Regions from separate parts of the Homo sapiens genome. Here region 1 is linked to region 2. Evidence: chromatin loops called from intact Hi-C (ENCODE). Cell type or tissue: natural killer cell. All regions are shown on one strand. Each heading gives the region's core, and the rest is flanking DNA. Links, peaks and the distances in the headings are about the cores only.

Region 1 (16,971 bases), core at 3,576-11,575, 300 kb after region 2:
ATTTGGAGAAGGAGGCAGTGGCCAGTTGTAAGGGTTGGGGGAAAGGGAGAGAAGTAAGTGGGTCCAGGCTCCCACTGGGTTTGAATGCTCACTGGAGAGCTCTGGAGTCAGTTCTGATCCCTGAAGGTGTGTGAGCTGGAAAGGGATGCTATCCTAGGATGGCATTATCATCTAATGGAAGAGATGCTGTCATAGGATTCATTACCATATAATGAAGTGTATAGCTACTTTGGAAGGGGAATTCAGCATCTTGGATGAAGCTGAGGCCCATCTAGAGTTATTCCAGACCTAATGACAAGTTAATGGGGCCTAAACCAAGGGAGCTATGATGGGGACGAAAGGAGGGGATGTGATGAAGAACTATGGATTTATGGCCACGAGCCTTAGATGCTGCTTGTCCTTAGCAAATGGCAACTTAGCAGGGTAAAGGTCAGAAAAAATATAAGATGCCTGAGGCTTCAGGATTGTGTGGCTAGGAGAATTTTGGTGTCATTAATAAAAAGGCAGAACTCGAGGAGAAAAACTGGTTGGGAAAAGATGTACTGATAGCCATTGTTCAGGTTACAAATGTGATCTGCTACAGAAAGATGCAGAAAGACATAGTTCCTGCTTTTAGGAAAGATGAGGCACACACATACACATCAAAGCAAAAAGGACAGGGGTGGCAAGTACAAAAAGGGTGCTATGGGAATCCAGAGGAATTTCTGGAATAACTCTTGACTGGCCCCAGCTTCACCCAAGATTATGAATTTTCCTTCCAAAGCAGCTATAGGTATCATTATGTGATAATGAGTCCTATGACAGCACTTCTTTCATTAGATGATGATGGCATTCTAGGAGCTACATGTATCCACATGGATATATCACAAAAACATTGTAGTGAGAGATCAGGGTCCCATCAGGAAAATATGGCACACCTATGACATTTAACAGACGGTAATTCAATGAAGAGACCATGTGCAGAGGCATGGCTGTATGAATGGAACCAGAGAGTTAGTAAAACATGTGGGAATTAGCAACAGAAGGAAATGTTTACTGCCTCTAGGCTTGAAGTGAGAAAGGGAGGGATTTAGTGGTGATGGAACCTCCTGAGAGCAGAAGCCACAGAAGAGAACCTGCTAGAAGGGATCTATTAACTAGAAGGAAGCCATTCCAGAAATGCAGCCAGCTGGGAAGACATATCTTCTATGCATTAATTTCTTTTTTTCTTTTCTTTTCTTTTCATTTCTTTCTTTCTTTCTTTTTTTTTTTTTTTTTTTTGAGACAGAGTCTCGCCCTGTTGCCCAGGCTGGAGTGCAGTGGCTCGATCTTGGCTCACTGCAACTTCCGCCTCCCAGATTCAAGCGATTCTCCTGCCTCAGCCTCCCAAGTAGCTGGGATTACAGACGCCCACAACCACGCTAGCTAATTTTTGTGTTTTTAGTAGAGACAGGGTTTCACCATGTTGGTCAGGCTGGTCTCGAACTCTTGATGTCAGGTGATCCACCCGCCTCGGCCTCCCAAAGTGCTGGGATTACAAGCATGAGCCACCATGCCCAGCCTGCACTAGTTTCGTATAGGTGCAGTAACAAATTACCAGAAACTTAATGGCTTAAAACTTAAAATTTATTATATTGTAGTTCTGGAGATCATAAATGCAAAATAGATTTCACTAGGCTAAAATCAAGGTGTTGGCAAGGCTGCATTCCTTCTGGAAGTTCTGGGGAGAGAATCTATTTCCTTCACTTTTCCACTTTCTAGGAGCCGCCTGCATTCCTTGACCCATGGTCCCTTTTTCCACCTTCAAATCCAGCAGTGTAGCATCTTCTGATCCCTTTGTCTAACCATGACCCTTTTGCCTTCCTCTTATGAGAACCCTTCTGATGACATTGGGCCCACTCAGATAATCCCAGACAATCTCCCCATTTGAAGTTCTTTAATCACATCTGTGCAATCTCTTTTGTCATATAAGGTAATATATTACAGGTTCTGGGGATTAGAACATGGACATCTTTGGGAAGGCATTTTCTGCCTAGCACATCATACTTTCTCTTCTGCCTTTCTTCAATCTCCTTTGCTTTCCAATGGATAAATCCAATCTAACAAGGGAGCCTGCAGATGCAGTCCATGGGAGTTCCTCTTTTGGGGCCCATCATCATGGAGAAGGACAGAAAATGGAAGTGGGGTAGGCCATTGGAGACTAACCAATGGAAAATAAGTTGTATAACGAAATATATGCATGGTACTATTCACATGAGTTGGAAAACATAGAACAATCCTCACGGTTATATATATAGGTGGTATTAATATATTTAAAAAATATCTTATTTTAGAATAGTTATAGACTTACTGAAAAATTAAGAAGACAGTGCAGTTTCTGTATACTCCACACCTCGTTTCCCCTATTATTAGTATCTTACATTAATAGGGCACATTTGTCACAATTAATGAACCAATATTTATTCATTATTATAAACTGAAGTCCATACTTTTCAAATTTGTTTAGTTTTTAAATGTCTTTTTGTGTTCCAAGATTCATCTAGGATATCATATTAATTTTTTGTCAGTCGTTTTTGACCCCCTTTTGTTGTGACAGTTTCTCAGGCTTTTCTTTTGATGGACAATAATACTTAAAAATTACACAGGAATCACAAACACCACATTTAGGATCGTGCTTACCTCTGGGGACTTTGTGAGGGGAATGGGATCAGGAAAGGGACACACAGGTGCTTCAGATACTTTGGTAACATTTTCTCTCTTTAAAAAGATCTAAAGCTGGTGTGCAAAATGTTTGGAACTGATAGCACTGAATAGAGAGTAAATTTGTTATATGATTCTCTGTGATTATTTATTTATTTATTTGAAATAGCTCAGAGTTAAATTAAGGACTTGGTGGGGAGGGAGGAAGAAGAGGAAAGGAAGACGGAAGGTGGCTGCAATCTAATGAGCAATGGGGCGTGGCCTGATGGAGCTGGAGTTGGCAAACGTTGGTTGTGGGGCACGAAGCTAGAATTGCAGGCTAAGCCTATGGCAAGTGCCGATGATGGAGGCTGGATCAAACCTCTTTGTCAACTGAGAACCACAGACAATTTCTGAGCAGTGGAATGGGAATGGAGGGGTGATTCTTTGGGAGGTATAGGATATGTGGTGAAGAATAATTAAGGCAACTCCATTGGGCGGGTGGTGCAGAGGTAAAGATGTATACACATAAGGCCCTAAATATAAAATAGTAGCAAATATGTATCGAGTGCCCACTCTTTTAGTGCTCTGTGTATCTAATTTAATCCTTAGGACAACCCATTGAAGTATCACCACCTCTCTTTGCAGGTGAGGAAACTGAGCCACAGAGAAGTCAAATAGCTTTCCCACGGTCACAAATCTGGAAACTGGGGGCACTGGATGGGAATTAGACAGGCTCACTGCAGGGTACGTGTGCCTAAAATTTGGGTTCTGCTCCTGCCCTAGAATGTGAGTAGTAGAGGCGATGAGACCTGGGTATTAGGGGTGAAGGAGAAGTGGGTGTTGGGGAATGAATGGCTTCAAGCTTGGTTGACCAGAGGATATTATGACCACAGAGACAAATTTTAAACATCACGAGAAAGAGCTGGATTGAATAGTTGGCTAATAAGAAAAGTTATATTAGAGGAGCTGAAGAAAGGTCAAGTCAGCAAGCTGTAAAGCACTTTGTGGAGCAGCTGCTTTGGGCGTGAGAGTTAAAGCCACAGGAGTGAGGGAGGGCGATTTCTTTACAGAGAAAAGGAAGAAAGAAAAGTGAAAGGCAGGAAGCAATTAAAATTATAAAGATAGAAGCAATCTTATAAACTTGGTTTATGAAATATTTAGTAGGCTTTTTACTTAGGTATGCTCCTCCCTCCTACTTCTGTTGGGGCGAGCCCGCCTGAGAGGTGGTTTGTTTTTTCCTTTTACAAGTCCATCTCCTTACAGAAGGGGTTCTTGGCTTGATACAGTTTCTAGATGGATGAAATAGCACCCCCTTGCCCAGTTTATTTCTATTTATATTATTATTTCTAATTTGGCTGAGCACTTTTCACTTTCATTTAAAGATTTGAAAATGATATTCCCTTCCTTTTCAATATCTTTATGCAAACATGCTTACTTTGAGGTGTGATAACAAACAGGAGTTGAAATAAACATCTTGAAAATTTAAAATGTTGTGGGAAGAACATTGTTGACTTTCAACTTCTTGAACTGTTTGACTTTAAAGTGAAATTAGGATTTAAAATGCTTATTCCTTTTTGCCTCCCCCCATAAGGAGATAGCAGGGGAGGAGCTGTGTGGCTTCTTTCTTTGTCCTATAGGGGCTTAAATTTGTGTGCTCTTGAGATCCATTTTAAAACACAACAAGAAACATTCTTTAAAACTCAGTAATGTTTGACTACAAAATAGTGAATTCATGCATGCCATAATACATCAGATTGTGGTAAAACGTGAACTTTCCGCTAAAGTGTGTGGTAAAAGATGCATTTACTGCAACACTACATTAGGGGGCTATCAAACACAAGTCAGAACTGGATAGCAGTCTTTTTAGTTATTTCTGAAGAAATCTGAAAAGGAAAAGTTAGGGGAGAGAAACGCTGATCTAAAACTTGACCTGTTTTGTTATTTTCATAGGAAGTAAGCTTTGTAGAATATTAGTCTAGTGAGTCCAATCATTTTTACATATATAGAACTGCATGGAATAAGAGAGTAGAAGCTAGTAGTGGAAGATCATTGAACCAAGAGTCAGAAGACTTGGTTCAATCCCTAACTGCTATAATCCTGGACAAACTGGGGTCACCTGCCCTTACCCTCAGAAATTCCACTATAATTTATCTGTGGTGCAGCCTAGGCTAGGTGTTTTTAAAAACAGTCACCGGCTGACTATCCTGAACACCTAGGGTTGAGCGCCATTGCATAGTATCAGCTGTCAGCTACTGTTTGATAGAAGATGGAATGGCGGGACAGCCAGTGCTTATGTGAGAGATGAAGGCAGAGCTGGAGGGGGAATATAGTGGGCTTGCAATTGACCCTCAACATCTATTTCACTCTAAATGCTTGGTCCAAGCCAACCAGGGGACTCTTGGACAGTGATGGGTTCCAGGTAGAGCATATATAATCACATTCTGGTCAATAAGACCTAAGAAGCCTGGTCCTGCTGCTGGTTGGGGGTCAGGGGGTTTTATTCTAGGAAAGATCTCTCACTTAAGAGAAAGTCCCAGAGGAGATATTCTCTTTTCTTCCTTGCACTATTTTATCTGGATGTGATGCTTGGTTCCACTGAAGCTATCTGGCTACCTGCTTATAGATGGAATAGGCATCAAAGTTCAGAAGATCCTGGGTCTTAATTACATTGATAAGCCATTATATCAACCAGCCCTGAGCCCATCCTACTTCTGGGATTTTTGTTATGTTGGATTTTAAAAACATCTATATTTAAAATCACTTTGAGTTAGATTTTGTTATTTGCAGTCAAACATACTCTAAATGATACAGTGAAAGATAGTTCACTTTTGGCATAAAGTCAAAAGAGAGTTTTCTAATGAGATTCTCCCTGATACTATGCCAATCTTCTTACAGCTTCAGTGAAGGCGAAGTCTGGGCTGTGGAATCATAGAACGTTAGACCTAGCTATATGATTCAGAATCCTTATTTTTGATGAATAGATTAGAGTTGGGGAGGTAATATTACATTCCTAAGGTCACACAGCAAGTTGGTGACATGGCTACACCTAGAAAACCTGAATGATATTGCATAGTAAAACTCAATTGTAAAGGGTACATCCCACCATATTTTTAATATACAGCTAGTTTGTTCACAACCTCCATATGTTCAGTGATACTATGTCCCTTATATACAAAATATCAAGAATATTTCTCCCTAAACTTAAAGCCTGAAATAGGTTTTACAAATTATATTATTAAGCTTTGCTATATTAAAATTTCACTCTGAACAGTTCAGAATTGTCAATCAAGATAAATTAGATAATTACCCAAATTAGTTTTGCTCCAAATTAGAAGCCACTGGAGCCCCATGAAACTTGTGCTTTGCCCTTGGGCAAAGTGGGTGTCAGCCTCCTTTGCATGATTTTACAGAAATGTAAACATTTCATCTGCCCATCAAATTGCCTTCCCACCATTGATATTCAACTCTGTAGTTAGAGATTCATCCTTTCGGTGTAAGGCTCAGTCTGATATTAAAACACTAATAGCTCTGGACAGAATAGTACCCAAATCTATGCTTCTCATGCAGAGGTAATCATATGCAAATTTTCAGGGGGGAAAGATGGCACACCTTTCTGGAGAACAAACCTAAACTAATGGAAAAAAATATGTATATATAGGACAAAATGCAAAATGACAAGAATTTTAAAGACGAAATAGGAGATTGTAAATTTTGCATTACCTGTATACCTCTGGTCGTTTTATTTTGTTTAGGGGTACTTTGTGTGGAAAAGTTTGATAAGCACTAGTAAACTTTGCCTCACTTTGAATAAATTTTTTTTCTCTAGAATATTCACTGAATGTTAGCTAACATTCAATCTGCCTCTAAAAAATGTTAATGTTAAGGTAATGAAACATCAGATACTTAAAAATAAGCTGGATCCTGGTGTTGTCTTAGGCCTTCTGGATTTAAATTTCTTCATCCCAAATGGCAAAGCCTGGCTCTGTCCCCCTTAGAAGTTAGCATGACAATGTTGTGTGGTGGAAAGATCATGTTTTGGGGCATTAGACAGTCTGAATTCAAACCTTGACTCACTTTGCAAATCTAATCTTAAACAACCATATCATTCTTTAAAGCCTTGGTTCCTTGTCTAGATTATACAATAAGGATGCCAACAGAACCTACCTCATAAAGGATACATAAAGATTATGCATGTAAAGTAAGTGATACAAGTAGGGTTTTAAAGTTGTGGTTTTCTTATGGGACAGCTGTGATGGTTCAGTGGAAAAATGCATGTTAAGTTACTGTACACACAGTATACCCTGGACAAAATTTGGTATTCTTGTTATTATACCCAATTTGTTATATCTCATCTTGTTCAGCAATTCTGAAATTTGGTGTTTATGAGATTTATCTAACAGTTAAAAATGTAGATTATTGACATCCTGTGTGGGAGATTCTACTCAGTAGGTCTGAGGTTGGATCTGGGAATGTTGTGTAATTGTAGTAATCCCTATTCCTCCCCATTCCCACAGACACACTCACGTGATTCTGATGCACCTGTTGGATTCACAGATAGGCATTTGGTAGCCACTGAGAAGATCCCTAGGGGACGTGAGCCTTTGAGCAGTAAGGGTCATTGAGTGGACTTCCGCTTTGTATTGAGCAGTTTGGGGAGCTCCCCCTGCAAAGCCTACAGGAGTCGGAGGTGTCAGAGTGTCTGCACACCTGAGAGGAGTCATGGGAGGAGTGAGGCCAGACAACATAATGGAAGCTCTGTTTTCATGGCAGTCTTCCCAGAAGTCCATTAGCCTCATTGCTGTCCTGAGTTTAGTGGGTATGAGAGTTTGTCTGTTGTATCGAAAGTCATTCTTAGCTAATAAGGTAGAAAAATTACCTAGGACTTGATTTTTGTTTGAAAGATTAAGTAATTAAGAAGCAAAACACACTTTGCAGAATACCAATTTACATGTCAAGCATCGGTAAAACACGCTTTTTTAATAATGATTGGCTATTGGTTTCTTTCCAACCAATATCAAATCCAGTCAATAGATTCGATATTTCTGAAAAAGATCTATAACATTAAGCTGGCCACGGACACATCCGATTCCCCATAGACTCTGCCTTTCTGGAGGAAATGTATATGTTAATGTTAAGTGGTTACCACTGGGTGAGACACTGAAGAGAGGTCAGAAATGTTTGATTTTATTTTCTTTGGCAAGCATATTCCCTGGGCAATCTTTGATAACTCAGGAGTACCTATATTTAAGCAATTCTTTCAGTCTGTAAGAGTGTTGCCTGCCTCCATCCCTCCAGCAAGTTCTTACTTCTGTGGTATTTTCAGATTTAACACTTTATTTCTGGAAAATATTTTTCCACTTGTATTGCTTAACGGAGAGAGCGCTGTACTAGTATAATTTTTCCATCTCCCAATTTCTTCACTTTATCCCTACATCATATTTTAGAATAATTATAAGGATATTACTTTTCCTTGCTGATTACTTTTTCAACAGTAAAAATCTTCTCATGATGACTTTATATTTTTCCTCACTGCTAAACTTTCCTGCTTCAATAATATTTACATAATTGCATACATCAATTATATGAACTGAATTTATATAATATTTAGATTATTCTTCATGTATTTCTTTTGTATGTTTTTGCTTATTATCTTTTTAAGTCAATTAGATCCCTCTCTCAGGATCTAAGGATTGGTAAGTGGTGTGTAAATTATGCTCTCACATCACGTTCTAGTTTAACACTGACATAGAGAAAGACACAACAATTTTTACTCTGCCCTCTGGTGGTGGCAATTGGGTACAAAATTTCCTTTTCAGTCTTGTCCTCTTGGCATATAAATAATATACAAATAATAATACCTACTACATATTTTTTAACACTTTTTTTTTAAAGTTCAGGATTAGCTACTACATATTGAGTATCACATTGTCCTGGGCATTTTATCACTTCATCCTGACTCTAACGTGAGATGCTATTATAAGGAAACCAAAGATCATGGACATTAGAATCTAGCCTACAGGGGCAAGATTCAAATTCAAGGATGTCCAAATCCAAAGCCTACACTCATTTACTATGGCATGCCGCCTCCAGTCTAGTATCTTCAACAAAGAAAACAGTCTAATAAAACCATGAATTGAGTCTTTGATAACTATGTGCAGGTAAGAGTAGAGGGATTTGGCATCAGAAAGACCTAGCTTTAAAATCAATCCCTACTACCTCCTGTGTCTGTCACTTTGGGCAAGTTATTTGCTTTCTCTAAGCCTCATTTTTCTCATATATTACTATTTATGATGCTAGATAGATAGACTACATTTTAGGAGTTTGGTGAGAACTGAACAAAATAACTCAATGTAAAGCACAATGTAACTAATGTGTGATAGGTCTGATGACCACAGTCTTGTTGAAAAATATTGTGCATTCCCCAAACTCAAGTTTGTTAGACACACTTTATTTTGGTTCTTGTCTTTTATGTGACTGCCTCTTAAAATTTAAATGCAATTTTCCTAGTATAAAGGGGCTTATAGGCTTTTGGCATTCTCATAGAGCTAGCTCTGGAAACCTTTTCCTCAGTGGTTCTAGTTTATGTGTGTTACCTTCGATTTCATTAAATACTTAGTTTCAAGTGAGAATCTGGTCCTTGGGCCTTCACTTCTTGTATGTTATTCTATTCAAACCTATTTTAGACATTTATCTCGTATTAAGAAAAATTGATTAATTGAATGGTTTATTTGAGATTTGGTTACTAATTTCTATTTGATGTCAAATCACAGAAAATCAATGTTAATCTTGCTGTTTAAAAGGCCTTACCATGCTTAAAAAAGGAGTTACCTTCAAATGAAAATGTTTTCAATGCAGGAAACAAAAATGGTGTAAGGTAGTTGTGGGGATGGTAAAAAAGCTCTTTTAAAATGTTTCAGAAACTCAGGAAAAATAAATGGCACAATTAAAAAAATTCTACAGTCCTGGCAAGAATGTGGTAAGACAAGAATTTTATATCATGCCAATGAATCTGTAAATTGGTGTGGTGTTTTTGGAAAGCAATTTGGTAAGTTGTAATAAGAGATTTAAAATGTTCGTACACAGTGAAATTTCACTTTCAGAAATTTGTCCTAAAGAGAGCAAAGCTCTAGCTAGAGAGCTAGAAGTCACAGCCATACTGATGACCAAAAAGTTAGAAACAACCAAAATGTGAATAAAAGGGGACTGCTTATAAACATATAATATCTACACTAAAATCATTGGAATCTAGTCATTAAAAATAATGTCTCTCTGTGTTTCTCTCTCTTTTTTTATTAAAAATATTGATGTGGGGGATAACTTGGGAAGATGCTCATAATACAATGAGAGGTGGAAAAATAAAACTAACATACAAAATTACTTAAACTGTAAACTGTCTCTCTTCCACAATTTTGCTGTATGTATCTACTGCTCTCTCTCTATTGCTCTTTGTATCACATGTGCTTTCTCTGGCTCTGTCTTGCTGTCTCTCGTTTCTGTATCTCACTCTGTATCTCTCTGTCTTGCTGTCTGTCTGTCTGTATCTCCCTGCCTCTCTCTGTCTCTGTCTTGCTGTCCCTCTCTTTCTGTCTCCTCATTTCTCTCTCTGTGTGTATTCAAATTATATACATATACATTTCATTATAAATACAGTATTTCCTTCCCATGCCATTCTCCTTCTTCAAAATCAAACCTAATTTTCTGTGTTGTCCTAGAGCTGTTTCTTGCCTCCATTAGTTACTATAGTCAGAAATGGATTGTATTCAATTTAAAGCATCTCCACTACTGTTAGCTAGAAATTGTCTAGTGTCCACAGTTTCTTTTTAGGCTATTATAGGTTGTTGAGTTGAATAAGGAAAAGATATTGACAATCAACAGAAGTATGAATCCAGCAATAATAGCTGAATGTTTATTTCTAATGTGTAGATAACAGGTCACATCATTCTTTCCTGGAATGTTTTTTGTCTGTTTTACCAAAAATCTAGTTCTATACATGACTCTAATCTGCACATTGTCTTCTTAAAAGAGCCAAATACTCCTATAGTAATAGATCATAGTACTTTAATTCTGCGACATATCTTTTGCATTTTTAGCTTTTAGTTATAACTGGCAAATAATAAACTGGTCATATTTAAAATATATAATTGGATAAATGTTACACATATATACATCTGGTGTATTGTTACCTATTTCTGTGTAACAAATTATCCACAAAATTAGTGGCTTAAAACAAGAAGTACTTGCTATTTCACAGGTTCTGTTGGTCAGGGATATGGGAGTGGCTTAGCTGGGTGGCCCAGGCTCCGGACCTTTCATAAGGCTCTAGCCAGGATGCCAGGGTGCTGCAGACGTCTGAAGGTTTGAATGAGGCTGGAGGACTTGACTCCATCATGGTTCATTCTCATGGCTAGTGGCAAGAGGCCTCAGGTTTTTGCTTGCTGTGGACAAGAGGCCTTAGATTGCTTAAATGCCTTCACGACATGGTAATTTCCTCCAGAGTGAGTGATACAAAAGAGAACAAGCCTAAAGGAAACCACAGTACCTGTCATGACTTCGGCTCCAAAGGCTATCATCACTTTTTTCTTTTTCTTTTTTTTTTGAGACAGAGTCAGCCGGGTGTGGTGGCTCATGCCTGTAATCCCAGCAATTTGGGAAGCTGAGGTGGATGGATCACCCGCGGTCAGGAGTTCGAGACCAGCCTGACCAACATGGTGAAACCCCGTCACTACTAAAAATACAAAATTAGCCAGGTGTGGTGGCAGGTGCCTGTAATCTCAGCTACTTGGGAGGCTGAGGCAGGAGAATCCCTTGAACCTGGGAGGTTCAGTGAGCCAAGATCATGCCACTGCACTCCAGCCTGGGTAACACAGCAAGACTCTGTCTAAAAAAAAAAAAAAAAAAGATAGAGACGGAGTCTCATACTGTCGCCCAGGCTGTAGCGCAGTGGAGTGATTTCAGCTCAGTGCAGTCTCTGCCTCTGGGGTTCAAGCTATTTTCCTGCCTCAGTCTCCTGAGGACTGAGGTGCCCACCACCACGCCCAGCTAGTATTTTTTGTATTTTTAGTAGAGACGGGGTTTCACCATGTTGGCCAGGCTTGTCTCAAACTCCTGACCTCGTGATCCACCCGCCTCGGCCTCCCAAAGTTCTGGGATTACAGGTGTGAGCCACCGCGCCCGGCCATGTCACCACTTCTTTATCCTGTTCGGAGCAAGTCACTAAGTTCAGCCTGTAGTGAAAGGAAGAGAAATTCAGTTCTACTTCTTGAAGGCAAGAATGTCAAGATTTTTTGAGAACCTATTTTAAAATCACCTCACCTATGCAATCGGCAGTGTGATCAGGATAATGAATATATCCTATATTAATTAAGTTCTAAGTCAAATTAAATGTCACTGTCTCTAATATTTGCTATGTAGAGAAGTCATTAAATTGCACAAAGTGTTTTTCCAAATACCACTGCTACTTTGCATTTACAGAGAACATTCTAATCTGAATTATTTTTAAATAAATTTTTATTTTCAATCTAAATTATTTTAAGTTTTTTTTCAAAGTACTTTCAAAATTGCTGTTAAAGCAGTTGGCTCATCTTTCATTCCTGAAGCCAGCCAACATTCAGAAATTTCTGGCCAGAAATATCAGAATTCTTTATTTTGAGAATAAAGAAAAGGACAGGCTATAGCAGAGGAGAAATAAGATCATGCACACAAAGGATATTTCCTTATGTCACAGTGCTTTGACTTCCTCATAGCCTCACTTGAAAAGAAAATTATTTGGACATTCTCGAGAAATATATTTTTCTAATAAATACTGAAAATGCTCAACCAACATCTATCCAGCAAGCATATAGAGAACACATATTCCAGCTTCTAAGTTTCTCTGAGAGGATCATTGCTGCTGTCAGAAGCACCTTTGTAATAGCCATAGCAACAGCAATGCCAAGGTCACCCATTGTGAGCTGTGCACTTCTTGTGTACCAGGCACGGTGCTGTCGGACACACGTTATTAAGTCAGTTCCTTCTTACGTTAGCCCTGTAAGATAGGGGCTATTTTCCTAATTTTTTTTCTTCTAAGAAAATTAGTGAAATTAAAACTGTTGCCCTGGGTCATTCATTCATTCTTCATTCAACAAATGTTTTTGGAGCACCAGCTACAAGCCAGGCACTGTTCTAGGTGCTGGGGATTCTGCAGGAGCAAAATAGCCAATGTTCTCTCCCTCAGAGTTACAAAAAAAGAGGTGAGATTTGAACACAGATTGTTCAAAGTCTGCATTCCTAACCATGTGTCAGTGGTTCTCAAACTTTTTGGGAATGAATACTACCGGAGAAGCTTATTAGTAAGGTATATTTACTCCCTGGGGATTCTACTTTAGAAGCCCAGGAATCTGCAATTTAAACAACCATCATAGGTGATTCTAAAATAAATGGTCTGTGGACCACACTCTGGGAAATACTACTCCAGTTACGTGGCTCTAACTAAAAAAAGGAAAGGTGACACATTATCCTTATTGTACTCCATCATAGTGCATCTTCAGTTTTTTTCTCTACCAATTTATATAAATCAGTTTCCTTGGATGTAGAGTTTATGTGTCCCAAGTTCATAATAATGTGGATTTCTTTTGCCTGGATTCTACCTTCCTTCTCTTTATTTTGAAAATGTTGCACCCCAAGCAGGCTATAAGGGCCAATCCAATGGCTATTTGAACACAGAGACTTCTTGTTCTACATCTAAATATATCCAGTTTCTGTATTAACAAATGCTTTTCTATTGTCCACAATAATAGATCTTAGAAACTTCTAGCTGTAGACTTCTTTATACAATGATGAGAAATAAAGTGTCTCCAGTTTTAGAAAAGATCAGTCAGAGAGTCACTGGGTGCATTCATTATCTATTGCAGCATAATGAATTATTCCAGATTATAACCGCTGAATATAATAAAACAAAACACATTATCTCACAGATTCTGTAGATTGAGAATCCAGGAGTAGGTTAGCTGGGTATTTCAGGCTCAGAGTCTCTTATAAGAATGTAATTAAGTTGTTGGCTGGACCAGCAGATTTCTCAAGGTTCAACTTAGGATAGATCTGCTTCCAAATTCATTCATTGGCTGTTACCAGGCTTAAGAAGATCTGCTTCCAAACTGAATCCCATGGCTTTCTCCACTGTGTGTCTGCCTCAATACATAGCAGCTGGCTTCCCCAGAATGAGAAGTCAAGAAAGAATGAGAATGTCCAAAAGTGGAAGCTGCAGTCTTTTATAACCGAATCTTGCAAAGGACATCTCATAGTCTCTGCTGCATTCTATTTGCTAAATCCATTCCACAACGAAGGGGAGGGAATTGTGTAAAGGTGTGTGGTAGGCATAATAATGGCACATATTAAAGATGTTCTTTAATCCCTGGAACCTGTGGATATGTCCCATTACATGGCAAAAGGGATTTTGCAATTGTGATTAAGACTATGGATCTGAAACTATGGTGATTGTTCTGGATTATCCAGGTGGGTCCAGTGTAATCATACGAGCCTTTAAAAGCAGAAGAGGAAGTAGGAAGAGGAAAGCAGAATGGATGCAGCAGAAGAGGGAGTCAGCGAGGTTCCAAGGTTGTAAGTTATTTGACATACTGTTGCTGGTGCTGGGATATAACGGTGATGACTGGAGGGAGGCCTCTTGGAGCTCATCAAAAGCATGAGAAGGTGCATAGACAAGACTCCAGGAGCAAAGACTGTCCTTGGGTGACAGCCTGCAAGGAACTAGGGACCTCATTCCTACAATCATAAGGAGCTGAATTTGTCCATCATTTTTTTTCCATGGTATCAGTTGTATTGTCTCCTCTTTCATTTCTGATTTTATTTATTTGAGGCCTCTCTCTTTTTTTTTTCAGTCAAGCTAATGATTTGTCAATTTTATTTTTTAAAAAACAACTATTATTTCGTTCATATTTTCTGTTGTTTTTATTTCTATTTCATTTATTTCTGTTCTGATCTTTATTATTTCATTCCTTCTACTAATTGTGGGCTTTTTTTCTTCTTTTTTTCTTCTTCTTCTAGTTCTTTGAGGTATAACATTAGGTTGTTTGGAATCTTCTTGTTTGATGTAGGCAATTATTACCATCAACTTTTCTCTCAGAACTGCTTTTACTGCATCCCATGAGTTTTAGTATCATGTTTTTCCATTTTTGTTTTTCTTAAGATATTTTTAAGTTTCTCTTTCATTTCTTCTTTGAACAATTAGTTGTTCAGGAACATGTTTAATTTCCACAAATTCATGAAGTTTCCATTATTTCTTTTATTGCTTTCTAATTCATACCACTGTGGTTGGAAAAGATACTTGATATGATTTTAATTTTCTTAAAATTTTTAACACTTGTTTTATCGCCCAAAATATGATCCATTCTGGGGAATCTTTCCTGTGTGCTTAAAAAGAATGTGTATTCTACTGCTATTGGATGAGATGTTCTATATATGTCTGTTAGGTCCATTTCATCTAAAGTATAGTTTAAGTCCAGTATTTCCTTATTGACTTACTGTCTGGATAATCTGTCCACTGTTGAAAATAGGGTGTTGAAGTCCTTTACTATTATTGTATTGCAACATATTTCTCTCTTGAAATTTATTAATATTTGTTTTACATATTTAGATGCTCTGATATTGAGTGCATATCTAGTTACAATTGTTACATCATCTTGATTGATTGCTCTTCTCATCATTATATAATGACTTTATCTTGTTTTAGTTTTTGATATAATGTCTATTCTATCTGATGTAAGTAAAGCTACCTCCACTTTATTTCGATTTCCGTTTGCAGGGAATTTTTTTTTTTGTATCATGTCAGTTTCAATCTATTTGCATCTTTAAAGGTGACGCAAGTCTCTTATGCGTAGCATATAATTGTGTCTCGTGGTTTTTTGTTTTTGTTTTTATTTTTATTTTTTTGAGACAGAGTCTTGCTCTTTCGCCAGGCTGGAATGCAGTGGTGTGATCTCAGCTCACTGCAACCTCTGCCTCCTGGGTTCAAGCGATTCTCCTGCCTCAGCCTCCTGAGTAGCTGGGACTACAGGCATGTGCCACCATGCCCAGCTAATTTTTGTGTTTTTAATGGAGATGGGGTTTCACCATGTTGGCCAGGATGGTCTCAATCTTCTGACCTTGTGTTCCGTCTGCATCAGCCTCCCAAAGTGGTGGGATTACAGGCATGAGCCATGATGCCCTGCCTGTCTTGTGTTTTTATTTAGCCAGTTACTCTATAAACTGTACTTGGTTCTAATGATGAGATCATGGGTTGAATTTAGGGTGTTCTTAATACTGAATAATTTACATTTTAAATCCAAGGATAGGTTGTTTCTGGCTAAAACCATTATATTTATGAGTCTGGCCTAGAGATCAAATGGAGAAAACAAATAATAAATCCCAAAGAATTGTTATTATATTCTTCTATGGCACACTGCCCTCAGAAGAATCTTTTGTCTTTTCTACTGACAATACAAAAAAACTAAACAAAACAAAACAGCAACAACAAAAACAACCTTCTAGACCCTTACTGTTTAAGAGCAGACACATAAAAAAAAACATTAAAATATCTTTTACAGAGTTGTAATAATGTTAGGAGAGTGACTGTTAAGGAAAGTGCCAGCAAATGTATAGTATGCCTTAAGAGTAATTGTATTTTAAACTAGAACAAGAGAAGAAGAGAGATTTTGTGAGTGTCTTCTTCAGGTTGCATTCGGTTTTTGATAATATGCAAACAAAATCTTCAGAGTATTTTTGTGAAAACCCTAACGTATTGCTCTAGGATTTGAATTCATGGCACCCAAGAATCTAATAATTTCTAAGACCCCCTTCTAAGAAACCAACTTTTCACTTCTTGCTTATACTCTCAAATCTCTTATCAGTAAAAAATACTCTCTCCCTCCCCTCCCAGCTTCCATTGCAAAGCTTGACTTCCCTCTTAGCTCAAGTGTCAACAGACCGTCTTTTATGAAAGCCGTCTTTTTTCTTGCTAAGCCTGTGGTTATATGTCAGTTTCCAGAATTTTCATTACCAACATAACTCCTCCCTCCAAAGTTCTATTTTTAAGTGTCCTTTTAATTTTGGCTTGTTCTCCATTAGATGACCCTGTCTTTTGACTTTTCTGTTCTATGAATAGAGGCAAGAGCAAAAAGATGTTGAAGAGTATGCTAATTTATACTTGCTCTAAAGTGATATTGGCCGTAGGGAATGCATCACACCTGGTGTATCCCAATGAGTGGAGAAAAAAAGTTTAAAGGAGCAGCTGCCAACTTTTCAGAAACACGATCACCTTCCCTCCTCCTGCAAACAGGT
Region 2 (8,000 bases), core at 1-8,000:
AACACGCATGATGCCCTTAGCATAGTGCCTCACAGAACCAGCACTTAATACATCTTTTTAAATTCCATTTTGTTGTTATTACTTGGTTTTGTTTCTAGGGCCCACTGTATACATAGAACTAGGGGTTTCTTCATCAATTCAGGCTGCCATAACAAAGTACCATAGACTGGGTGGCTTATAGACAACACAAATTTATTTCTCACAATTCTGGAGGCTGGAAGTCTGAGATCAGGATGCCAGCATGGTTGGGGTCTGGTGAGAGTCTTCTTCTAGGTTGCATCAGTGCCCTTTGTAAAGGCACTAGTCTCATTTGTGAGTGTTGAGTGCTCCACCCTCACGACCTAATCACCTCCCACAGGCCCGGCCTCCAAATACCAACACATATTGGGTTAGGATATTGAAATGAATTTTAGGGGCACACAAGCACTCATTCCGTAACAAGGGGGTAATGGAAAGAATAGGACAAAGACACAAACGAAGGAAAGGGAACAGTGAGAGAAAGGCAAGCTTGCAAGATCATGAGAGGAAAACTTGTGGGTCCTTAAATTGGCCAAAATGGATGCGCTTGCTTTGTGCCCATCAAAATGGGGTCTCCTCCTGCTCCCAGCACTGTCTCCTTTATTCTCATCACAATTCACAGACGCTGGTAGCTTTGTGATAGAGATGATACACTGTTGTTCAGGATGAATTTCTAAGTCTAAGAACTCACTTTTGAGTCATAGTTGTTTGAAGGAGAAATATTAATTCTCTATCACTTTTCTGTAAACCAACTCTAATTTTTAAAAAAGAAGAGTTAAGAACTTCAGCAGTCTACATATCACATACCATGCTTTCTAAGGAGTTGTCACATAGAATTTACAATACCCTCTTCCTCTTTTCAAGGTTATTGCATTTGACATGTATTAAAGCCAGGAGAATTTGATTTTTTTTTTTTTTTCTTGAGATAGAGTTTTGCTCTTATCGCCCAGGCTGGAGTGCAGTGGCGCGATCTGAGGCTCACTGCAACCTCCGCCTCCTGGGTTCAAGCAATTCTCCTGCCTCAGCCTCCCAAGTAGCTGGGATTACAGATGCCCACCACCACGCCCGGCTAACTTTTTGTGTTTTTAGTAGAGACAGGGTTTCACTGTGTTAGCCAGGATGGTCTTGAACTCCTGACCTCAGGTGATCCACCCACCTTGGCCTCCCAAAATGCTGGGATTACAGGCATGAGCCACCACACCTGGCCGAGAGTTTGATTTTATAGCATTAGGGTTTTAAAGCTAGGTTTTAAAGGTAGGTCACTGGCCAGTTTTTATTTCAATATATAGTAGGTAAACATACAGGTCTAAAATGATCTAACAATTCCTTAAAAGTAAGGCTTTGAAGTTTGCATTTATAAAAGAGACTTAAATAGCTCTTTTGCTCTTTAGTGTGATATGACAAAGATGATGTGTGGCATTTGGAGCCTGAATGTGAACCCAGTCTCTCCTTTTTGCTTCATTTCCTCATTTTGGAGATTTGAGTACCTAACACTTAGGACTGTTGCAAGAATTCAAGGAGATAAGTTATATAAAAGGATAGAGTTCAAGTTGGGCATGGTGGCACACCCCTATAATCCCGGCTACTCAGGAGACCAAGGTGGGAGGACTGCTTGAGCTCAGGAATTCAAGACCAGCCTGGGCAATGTAATGAGACCCTGTCTCCTAAAGTAAAAAAAAAAAAAAAAAAAAAAAAATGGAGGCCGGGCATGGTGGCTCATGCCTGTAATCCCAGCACTTTGGGAGGCCAAGGCGGGTGGATCACCAGGTCAGGAGTTCAAGACCAGCCTGGCCAAGATGGTGAAACCCCGTCTCTATTAAAATACAAAAATTAGCCAGGCGTGGTGGCAGGTGCCTGTAATCCCAGCTACTCGGGAGGCTGAGACAGGAAATCGCTTGAACTCTGAGGGCGGAGGTTGCAGTGAGCCGAGATCAGGCCACTGCTCTTCGGCCTGGGTGACAGAGTGAGACACCGTCTCAAAAAAAAAAAAAAAAAAAAAAAAAAAAGAAAGAAAAATGGATAGAGTTCCGAATGTGATGAGGAACTCACCAAGTGTTTCTTCCTATAACCCTGTCCCAATGCCTGACATTTTTTTGTTCCTAAAGCTAATTTAAAAACTGGTAGAATAGAGGTAACAGAGAATATTGGTATGTCAGCTTCTTTGGTACATTTCATTTATGATTTTGTTTTCACACAGTCATGGCATGACATTTTTAGTAATCCTTTTATCATTTAGAGTAAGGCTCACCTACATACGTCCTTAATGTGTGGTGCACACCAGAAGTAAAGAGTGCATTGGAACATGAGAGGGTGGCAAAGAGTCAGAGATGCCCAAGCCATACCTGCACTGGGACAGTGATCCCATTTTTGAAGTACAGCCATGTAGCTTGGAGCACAGTCCTTCCTTGTAAGCATTTCATTTTCGAACAACCTTAGCTCAAGGCAAGCATTCTGCAGCCATCTCATTAAATGTTACATCTTCACAATACCATTTTCAATGCTTCTGAATTTCCATATTTCCAATATGTTTATTTAATCATCCTCAATTAGAGGATTTTCATGCAAGGACACAACTCTAAAGAAAACGTATTTAAATATCTTTATTTTAAAGATGAAAAAACTGAGACCTAGTGAGAGAGGGTGCTGCTTAGTGACAATGCCAGGAATAAACATGTGGTTCCTTTTTCGAGTCCATGGTCCTTCTTACACCTTTATAAAGTAAAATAAACCATTAGATTCGGGTGGCCTTTATACCCACCGTGGAAGTATATGCTTTAGAGAAAGTAAATGAAGTATTAATACTAACTCCTGAGTAATAGATGTGGCATTGTATTATTTGTATATGAGCTTGAAAATTTCTCATCCCAACCTCTCACTGGACATATCTCTGTAGTTATAGCTATTTTGATTATATCTACTGCTTATACCCCAGAGGCATAGAGACCAGCACCCTAAAGCAAAAGACTTCTGGATTTTGACTTTGGAAAATACAAATTCTTCTACAGGAGCGGTGAAACTAGTACAGCTGCCTGCTCTTTACCTGTAGGGGGAGACACATGATGCAGTGACAAGCATAGAACAGCACAGAAGTGGTTTTAGTCCAGAAAATAAATAAATAAGTAAATTGGTCTAAGTCTTCATTCCTTTTTGTATTTTTTTACCCTGAAGATTCATGGCTTCATTAAAAACAGTAAGTGCATTCTAAATAGAATTTAGTCAATTGGCACGTAGAAAATTAAAAAGTAAACTATCCAAATAATGCTAGTCTGTCAAAACACAATGAGAAGAAATTTAATCTTATATGTTTGTTGTTCTAAAGCACAAGCAGTTTCTAAGAATTAATAAGGGGGAAAAACAATAATGATATTTAATTGGGACAATTATTTTTTTGTTATCTGGGCTAATCACTTAATGCTTTGAGCTTATCGAATGAAAGAAACTAAGCAACTATTTCATGGTGACAATAAGGATGCTGGCTACTTACTTAGATCTGCCTTTTAAATCTGTGTGTGTGTGATAAAAGCAAGTAGTATATATAGTTTTTTAAAAAGAAATATAGAGAGATCTAATAGATGGGAGCAAGAACCATATAAAGAAGGCAAAAGGGATCTACATGAGAGAAATATGTAAGTCCTCAGGAGATACTGAAGTAAAACATGTGTTGTGTCAGTGTATAGGGAAGACAAGAGACCCAGCCATTGCCAGAGAAGCCCTACTTCCTCATCAACCACCAGCAGGCAGCAGCTTCATGCTGTAGTTCTTTTTTTCCTTTAATAGAATAAAGATTGTGGCCACACTTTAATAATTGCCAGAAATATGTGTTCATTAAGCTTTTTAAGAAATGTGATCGAAAAATGCTGATGATACATTGTGTTTAATAGCTTTAATAAAAAACTGATAAAGCATCTAATACATCTAATGACTGTCGGATTTCCTAAATCTTTTAAGCTGAAGGAGTTTACTTTTACAAAAATCCTCATTGAAAAAGAATCTTCCGGTAAAAACATTGAACTGAAAGATTTGCATAAATGCATGGAGTATTACTATTTATTAGTTAAACTTATGATCTTTTAGAGCAGTAAAAGTCAGTTCTCTTTCTTACAAATGAATTTGTTTTGGCCTTTTATGCTTTTATTTAATGAGTAGAGCCATACCTATTAATATATAAAAAGATCAGATCTGACACCGTGGCTTTTTGACCAGGAATTGATTGAAGTTAGACTTGTTTTAAGAATAGTGAAAACAAGGGCTATGTCCTAATTATGAGGGGAAATAATTTAATTGTGTCTCTCTTGTCTGAATATCTGATTTGGATGCTTTGTTATAACTTTAATTGAAATAATTAAATGGGGCTCATGTTCATTTAGCCTAGCAAAAAGGTGATGAGCTAGCATATATGTTAAAAACCCAGCTTTCCTCTTAGTAGTTGTCTAATTTTGGTCAATGTACTTAAATTCTCCAAGTTTTGGGGGTATTCTTTATCAGTAAATTCTAATTCAGTGCTTAACATAGTACTTGGTACTCAGAATGTATTCAACAAATGTTACTTATCATTATTGCTATAATATTATTATTATTATTATCTGCTTGGTCAACAGTATTTTCCATGCACCTTATATATGGCATGCATACGCTCTGGAGGTAAAATGTGACTACTGGTTCAAGAAATTTACAAAGTAAGGGAGAAGGAATTATAAATAGTTAAGTACTAGCTAAATGCCATGATTGAAGCCTTTATATTTTTTATTTTAATTAATTAATTAATTTTTAGAAATAGGGCCTCACTCTGTTGCCCAGGCTGGAGTGAAGTGGTACGATCTTGTCTCATTGCAACCTCCGCCTCCCAGTCTCCAGCAATCCTCCCACCTCAGCCTCCTGAGTAGCTGGGACTACAGGCATGCACCACCACGTGTGCATAATTTTTTATTTTATTTTTTGTATTTTTTGTAGAGGCGGCGTTTTGCCGTGTTGCCCAGGCTGATCTGGAACTCCTAGGCTCAAGCAATCTGCCCACCTTGGCCTCCCAAAGTGCTGGGATTATAGGCATGAGCCACAGAGCCTGGACTGAAACCTCTTTAAATATATATATTTATATAAATATATATTATATATAATATATACAAAATATATAATATATAATATATTATATATTATATATTTTATAAAATTATATATATTTCTTATATAAATATATATTTCTTATAAATTGTATAAATATATATTTATTATATATTATATACATATTTATTATATATTTATTATATATTATATACATATTTATTATATATGTATTATATATTATATACATATATTATATAAATATATATAATATTATATATTTATTATATATATAATATATATTTATTATATATATAATATATATTTATTATATATATAATATATATTTATTATATATATAATATATATATATTATATATATAATATATATTTATTATATATATAATATATATTTATTATATATATAATATATATTTATTATATAAATATATAATATATAAATATAATTCTCATATAAATAAATATAATATTTATTATATAATGTATTTCTCATATATATGCTTATTATATAATAAATATATTTCTCATATAAATATATATGTTTATTATAAAATAAATATATAAAATATATATTAAATAATTATATTATATATTTAATATATAATATATATGAATATGTATTCATATATAGAGAGAGAGAGAGCCAGTGGCTCTACCTAGGAAATGCTCCCTGATAAATTTGAAGAACATAATGCTTTCCATGTGGTTAGGGGAGGATTGAGGATTACCTCACAACAAAAGACCAGCAAGAATAAGGTATGGAAGCATGGAATGCCTGTCCATATCAGGGGACTGGGAACAGTAAAGGACAAATTGAGTTAAAGGTGTATAGGAGCAACTGAACAGGATGCTCCAGAGGTAGATTAAGGAAATAATATTTGAGGCCTACATAAATAACAGTGGACTTTATTTTATGGACAGTGGAAAATCATTGAGCATTTCCAATCGTAGGAACAAATACACATTTCAGAATGACAGTAATTGGAAGCAGTGTAGAAAGAGATTGAAAAGAAGAAAGACTAGGGGCAGCCCCATACTCTTCAGGGGGCTGTCACAGGCCTTGTACAGGATCAAGATAATGCAGCTCTGAACTGGGGTGGAAGTGGGGCTGTGGAGATGAGGGAATGGGTTCACAACTCTTCAGAGATAGGATTGAAGGGACTTGGGGGTTGATTAGAGCAGAGACTGAGGATGAACAATTTTAAAGTGAAAGTATGAGCCAGGTGTGGTGGCTCACGCCTGTAATCCCAGCAGTTTGGGAGGCTGAGGCGGGTGGATCACCTGAGGTCAGGAGTTCAAGACCAGCCTGGCCAACATGGTGAAACCCCATCTCTACTAAAAATACAAAAATTAGCCAGGCGTGGTGGCACGTGCTTGTAATCCCAGCTACTCTGGAGGCTGAGGCAGGAGAATTGCTTGAACCCAGGAGGCAGAGGTTACAGTGAGCCGAGATGGCACCATTGCACTCTAGCCTGGGCAACAAGAGAGAAACTTCATCTCAAAAAAAAAAAAAAAAAGTGAAAGTATATATACACATGTTCATTACAGCACTGTGAATGTGCATAAAGGGTTAAAAACAATCCAAATTCTAAATAATGTGTGAATTCTATTTAGGTAGGGGTTAAAAAATTCCCATAATAAAATGATTTTAAATAATTTATTTTTGAGAAAATTTTAATAATATGGAAAAATGTTTGTATTTTAAGGAATACATAATAAAGTGCCATGTGGGCAATAGGCACACATTTAATGCACTTTAATTATGTATATTGAATTGAACTTAAGTTACTTTTAGTTGTTGACCAGTAGTTAGCAAAGGTAGATAGGTTTACCATTTTACATTGAATCTAGTGACAAACATGTTATTTCTCAGGTCCCAGTTGTTAGTTTGCCTCTCCTTGCCTAGAAAGGGCACTGGTGAGACCCGCCCTAACAATATTTCAATATTATGGTTCCACAGTCCAGCATTAACTGTATTTTAAAATAATAATATCTCTCACATAGGGCAGCATTTTATGGATTATTGAGCCTATGACAAAAATGTTGTATTATCCTTCAGATGATCAGAAAAACTACCCTTAGGGCTGGGTGCAGTGGCTCACACCTGTAATTCCAGCACTTTGGGAGGCAAGGGAGGAAGATGGCTTGAGGCCAGGAGTTTGAGGCAAGCCTGAAACACAGTGAGACCTCCATCTCTACAAAAAATTTTAAAAATTAGCTAGACATGGTGGTGCACACCTGTAATCCCAGCTATTCAGGAGGATCATTTATGCCCAGGAAGTTGATGCTGCAGTGAACCATGATCATGCCACTGCACTCTAGCCTGGGCTACAGAGCAAAACTCTGTCTCAGAGTAAGAAAAGCTACCACATGAATAAAAGATCTCAGTGTCACCAAAGTCCACTCCTGCCAGCATCCCTTCCCCGCTGCCCTGAGTTTAAAAAGAGCAATACTTCCCAAACCTGTCTCTGATCAAAGGAATCCCCAAGGGCTTCCTGAGAACAACCACAAAATGACTGATTCCCAGACTTTCCAGAACTGAATGTCTAGGATAAGGCTCAGGATCTAAATTATTAACAAATACTCCCAGGTGAATGGGCTTGATTGGCCAAATTTGGGAGAATAATGGAATACTGAAGAAAGCAGGTGAGAGGGCTGCCTGTGTACAGTGTTGTCATTGAGTTGATGATAGCTTGTTGGAAAATACCTGTCTTTCTGGAAAGTATATATAGTGACACCCACACCCTCATCTAACAAACAGTGCAGCCCAGGATAAGCACGATCATATGTGCAAAGTGCTCCACGATTAGTGAAAGAAGATACAAGGTGATATTATTATCTGTGCTGACTTCGTCATCCTGGGCATCAGCGTCAGGGTCATCATCTGTTATCTCTCAAAATAC

The links. A loop is a pair of places that touch in the nucleus more often than their neighbours do. Peaks named below come from ENCODE experiments on the same cell type or tissue, not always from the same donor. Only the 100,000 strongest peaks of a DNase experiment are listed, where the experiment ranks them.
Region 1: a loop joins it to region 2, with 5 times the contacts of the local background. A loop is called at or near these places in 58 of 110 quality-filtered maps.

What each region holds. Positions count from the first base shown.
Region 1 is chr5:58,863,310-58,880,280 of GRCh38, reverse strand. No RefSeq gene overlaps it. Among named protein-coding and RNA genes, the nearest start is that of PDE4D-AS1, 170 kb to the left of the region's middle. In natural killer cell, for the core only: a CTCF peak has its summit at 8,452 (motif pointing left); a DNase peak (open chromatin) is centred at 8,420.
Region 2 is chr5:59,169,496-59,177,495 of GRCh38, reverse strand. The region is part of intron 5 of PDE4D (phosphodiesterase 4D); the gene reads left to right. Among named protein-coding and RNA genes, the nearest start is that of PDE4D-AS1, 130 kb to the right of the region's middle. In natural killer cell, for the core only: CTCF peaks have their summits at 2,857 and 3,058 (motif pointing right); a DNase peak (open chromatin) is centred at 3,065.